Regions from separate parts of the Homo sapiens genome. Here region 1 is linked to region 2. The links are chromatin loops, found by intact Hi-C in ENCODE. Cell type or tissue: endothelial cell of umbilical vein. All regions are shown on one strand.

The links. Hi-C counts contacts between places; a loop is a spot of excess contacts. Peaks named below come from ENCODE experiments on the same cell type or tissue, not always from the same donor. Only the 100,000 strongest peaks of a DNase experiment are listed, where the experiment ranks them.
Region 1: a loop joins it to region 2, with 8 times the contacts of the local background. A loop is called at or near these places in 1 of 110 quality-filtered maps.

The regions. Positions count from the first base shown.
Region 1 is chr5:72,870,423-72,872,922 of GRCh38, forward strand. TNPO1 (transportin 1) reads left to right here. Exons shown (of 25, transcript NM_002270.4): 7 at 2,217-2,298. Among named protein-coding and RNA genes, the nearest start is that of MIR4804, 6.9 kb to the right of the region's middle. In endothelial cell of umbilical vein, no CTCF peak of the experiment used is centred here; a DNase peak (open chromatin) is centred at 1,129; H3K27ac peaks cover 2,401 bases.
Region 2 is chr5:72,602,931-72,605,430 of GRCh38, forward strand. All of the region lies in intron 7 of TNPO1-DT (TNPO1 divergent transcript), which reads right to left. Among named protein-coding and RNA genes, the nearest start is that of ZNF366, 97 kb to the left of the region's middle. In endothelial cell of umbilical vein, no CTCF peak of the experiment used is centred here; a DNase peak (open chromatin) is centred at 1,481; H3K27ac peaks cover 2,500 bases.

The DNA.
Region 1 (2,500 bases), 270 kb after region 2:
GAGTGCTGGGATTACAGGCGTGAGCCACCGTGCCCAGCCAATTGCTTGTTTTTAATGAAGTTTTCTACTTTTCTTTTTAGAGGCCTTGAACATATTACATATTAAATGTATTCCCAGGCACTTACTTGGTCTTATGATACTATTGTAAATGGTAGCATTTAAGTTACACTTTCTAGTTTTTTCCTTCATTGCTGATGTATAGAAACTATATTAAACTTCCAAAGAAAGCACGTCACACTGTTTCTTTTAATTTAAAATGTAAGTCCTAACTGTTCCCAAGTTTCTAAAAATGGTTTGGGGAGGCTAGTAGTAGGTGCCTCTGGAGGTTGGGGATAGGAGAGATTTCTGCCTTTAAATTTTGCCTTACATGCACACAAAAAAAATGCAAGTTAAAAGATTTCTGTTCTTGATTTAAAGGCCCTTTAAAAGACTTTATTGTATTTTTTTTCCATTTGTTTACTATGCCAAGTACTTAACATATATATTAGCTCATGTAGTTTAATCCCCCCAACAAATGAATGAATTGTAGGTTGCTGTTGTTTTTGAGACAGAGTTGGTTTTTTTTGAGACTGAGTCTCTCTCCATCGCCCAGGCTAGAGTACAGTGGCGCGATCTCGGCTCACTGCAACCTCCGCTGCCCGGGTTCAAGCGATTCTCCTGCCTCCTGCCTCAGCCTCCCGAATAGCTGGGATTACAGGCATGCACCACCAGGCCCGGCTAATTTTTGTATTTTTAGTAGAGGCAGGGTTTCACCATGTTGGCCAGGCTGGTCTAGAACTCCTGACCTCAAGTGATCCGCCCGCCTCGGCCTCCCAAAGTGCTAGGATTACAGGCGTGAGTCACTGCGCCCAGCCAGTAGTAGTTTTATAGAATGAGAAAAACACACTTTAAAGCATAGGTAGCTTACCCTGTGTTGAACATTTAAGGGGTTGAGCTCCCCATAGTATGCTTTTTTCACTTAATGTTATCTTGGTAAATGTTTATGTGCTTTGCTGTAACTGCAGAACCAAAAATCAACTGTTTTTGGCACAGTGGTTAAGACAAAGAAAGGTTTTCATGGGGTTATATTTCAGAAGAGGAGACAGGACAGATAATGAATAAGTAATATGATTTCATACAGTCATGAGTACAATGGAAAAATAATGAGATCAGGGATAGACAGTGATTCAGAGATACTTTATGTAAATGGCTGTCTGTAAAGGAAACGTTTGTGCAAAGACTGAACAAAGTAAGGAAGTGAGTCTATGAAAGATGGTGAAGGATGTTTAAGACAGAACAGCAAGTGAGAAGTCTCTGGAATTAGGAATCAGCCTTTTAGAGTGACAAAAGAAAGAAACTTTGGGTTGTAGCAGCATAATGGGAATTGAAGTTAGGGGGTAAGGGAGGAGCCACAGTATAAAGGAATGTCTAGGCAAGTAGTCAGCAAACTATGTCCCATGGAGCCAAATTTAGCCCATGACCTGCAAGGTAAGGATGATTTTTAAATTTAAGAGGTTGTAATTAAGAGGGAAAAAAATGACAACAAAGGTCTTCATGTGGCCCATAAAGCTTAAAATATTTACTGTTTGACCTTTTGTAGAAAAAGTAGATTAAGTTTTATTGCAGCAATCTGAATGAGAGTATAGTGTGGTCTGTGTGTGTCAAACAGGCTGTAGTGGGGTTTGGCACAATGGAAGTCAGGAAACCAAGTACAGCCTATTTCATTAACCCTGGTAAGAGATCAGAGATCATGGCTTGGTTGAGAGAAATGAAAGCAGTGAGAAATGATTAGATTAAGAGTAAATTTTTAAAGTTGGTGTCAATAAGAACTGCTGAGCAATTGAATTGCATATGCCAGAACACATGGACTATTCTCCATTTTTAGTTTCAAAAGGAATGTTTACCTATCATTTTTAAATCTGTAGGCATCTAAAAAAAAAAATTTTGCCCCTCCCCAACCTCCACTCTTTATGGGTATGCACTATTAAAAATTTGCACATGTCCTTTCTAACATTTTTCAGTTGCTTAGAAATACATATTGCTCTGCAGCTTGCGTTTTGCACTTAGTATATCATTCAAATTCTTTCCTTGTTGATACAGAAGTTTGACGTATTCTTTTTAGTGGGTATATTGATAGACATATCATAATATTTTTATGGAGGAATGTTTTTACCAATTTTCTATAGATAGAACAAAGTTACAATGAGCATATGTTAAATTTTAAACTTTGTTTCTAGGTCTCACGCTGTTGCATGTGTCAATCAGTTTATCATCAGTAGGACTCAAGCTCTAATGTTGCACATTGATTCTTTTATTGAGGTAAGACTTGTTCTTGTCTCCCTCCCAACCCCCCAGCTTTTTTTTTTTGAGAAGGTTAGGTGATGCTAACTGCATGTAGTTTTGCTTTAAAACAAGAATCATTTATAATTCTAAACTCAATATTTAATTAAATTATTTCTGATAGTATTAAAACTGGATATGGGATAGACTAACTTTTGTTAGCTGAGAAGGCACTTTTACT
Region 2 (2,500 bases):
ATCCCCCTGCTGTAAATAACATTAGTGATTTCTGAGAGTTCAAACTCTTTAGTGGAGCACTTAAGGCCCTTCCCAACTTAGGCTTTAGCTACCTTTGCAGTGTTTATCTGCATCCCCTCACTCATTTTGTGCTGAAACCAGATCAAAAGAACTGCACATCTCTCAACATGTGCAGCACCTTCATGCTTTCCATTTTTTTTCAAATTATAGTTCATTCAAAAAGCAATACTTAAAGCTTTCTATGTGCCATTCTGAGGATTCAAATCAACATATTTCCTGCCTTCAATAAATAGACTTACAACCACCATTGCAGATAAACCGCCCACTAAGCAAATAATAGAACCTGATCTATAAAGTAATAGATATGCAAAGTGCCGAAATAGACCAAAGTCGGAGATGATTAACTTTCTTTAGGAGTCATTCATGAAAGGCCTCACTGAGGATGTAATGCTAGAGCAGAGCTTTGAAGGATGAAGAGAAGTTCACCAAGTGAACGTGGAGGAAAAGCAGTCCAGGCAGAAGGAACAGCTGCTGAAAAGGTCAGGTGCCCAAACCAGAAAGGCATGTGAGGGAATTCATGGGCAGTTCTGGAGAACCAGAGCAGAAGGAGACAGGCTAGAGAATGGCAGGAGATAGCCCTAGAAAGCTCTATGTGTGCCAGGTGCAAAAGGCTTGTGCGCCAGCTAAGGAGTCTGCACTTTCCCCTGTAAGCAATTAAAAGTTTTAAGCAGAGGAGGGATTGGTTTGTATTGATCTAGATAATTCAGGGAACAATGAAGGGAGGATATTTGAGGAATCCCAAAGAGCAGGGGCAGAGACTCTCATCACAGTTCAGGCCTGACCGAAGGCCATAGGGAGATAGCAGTAAAGCAGGGAAACCTACTGTCCCTTCTTCACCTGGAAAACTATCACCTTCCAGAGTTCCTGTCACCCCAGTGAAGGCAACCACTGTCTCTTCTGTTACCTAACACGTGGTACAAACAGCTACCATAGCATGCCCCTCGTGGAAGGAGTTTTCTTTTAACACATTCCCAACCTTCATCGCAGCTCTGGGAAAGCAGAGGCCAGGATGCTTTATATCTCCAGCGTTCAGTACCCTGTTGCTTTCTAAAGTACTTCTCAAACTTGGATTAAAATGCAGACTTTGGTTCAGTAGGTTTGGGATAGAGGCGAGATTCTGCATTTCTAACAAGCATCCACGTGCATGCCACAGACAACTCTTTGGGTAGCAAGGACTTGGCATAGAGTCAACAAAAACTTGTTTGTTGAGAGCCGTGCTTCTCTCCAGTCAAAGACTTGTTGACTGGACAAGAACTGCTCCTGGGATGCAGGCTTACACAGCACAACCCCGTCCGCTTCCTGGTCCTCACAAAAGGACTCCACATCACGTGGCATTGGGTCCTCAGTTATGGGGAGAGACATTCTGGGGAAAATTCTCCTTAATGAAGCCTCTTATCTTTAATGGAAATGCACACAATTGTTCAGTAAGAATGGCAAGTGAGTCCATATCCTTCCGATGGACGCTGAGTAACCGAGCAAAGAGCCAATCAGCTTTTCACATATTAATGAATGTCCTTGGTAGGCAGAAGGCCCCTGAATAATTGATAAACGGGAATGTTCAATGTTTGCTGCAGTTCTGGCCAACGCTGCTCATTATAGGAGATGATTCACTCAGTTCTATGGAACAAATTGTTCCAAGGTCTAACTCCACTTCCCTTGTTATTTTTTTTAATAAAAAAGCATGCACCTGTGGAATTCATATGCATGCAATTGTGTCCAGAATAGAAATGAAAGAATTAATTTGTGTCCCACAGCCCATAATAGAGCAACCCCAGAGGCCCCTGCCAACGGGCTTAGCTTTGCAAATGACGTTTTTCCTGGAGAGGAGGAAAGATATAGATATATCAAGTCTCTGCTGGCTGCGAAGATTGCAAAAGCAGGATGAATTGCAATGAGACCATCTTCCCAATAATGCTTAATATTGCTAGGTTTGGCAAAGGGACAATTGGTATTCAAATTGTATGCCTATATTTTAGACTGTGCATCTGGGAGCTAATTTAGTGTGTCCAGTTCCTGTTAGCCATGTGTCTCTAAGTACTTAGGGCTGCCTTGTGAATTGGGTCCAGAGAATGGTTTAATTTTGCTCTCAAATCCTGATGGTTTAACAAGCATATGTCAAGCTGCTATGGCTTAGCTATATCCCTTCTGTGTCCCCCAAGTTTGGAAATTTTTGTTTCATTGCCCCAAATTATCGCTGGATGAAAAAAACGTTCATTTGTTTTGTAAAATCAAGTAAAACCAATAATTTCACTAGACACATTCCTGTAGTGGGTTGCACACGTGCAGATTCAGCCCTGAAGAAACCCTTCGTGAGAGGCGGAGAAGGTCCTGGCTCGAGCACAGAGGACTCTTCTTCACACTTTAAGAATGAGAGAGTAGGCGCGGTGGCTCACGCCTGTAATCCCAGCACTTTGGGAGGCCAAGGTGGGTGGATCACCTG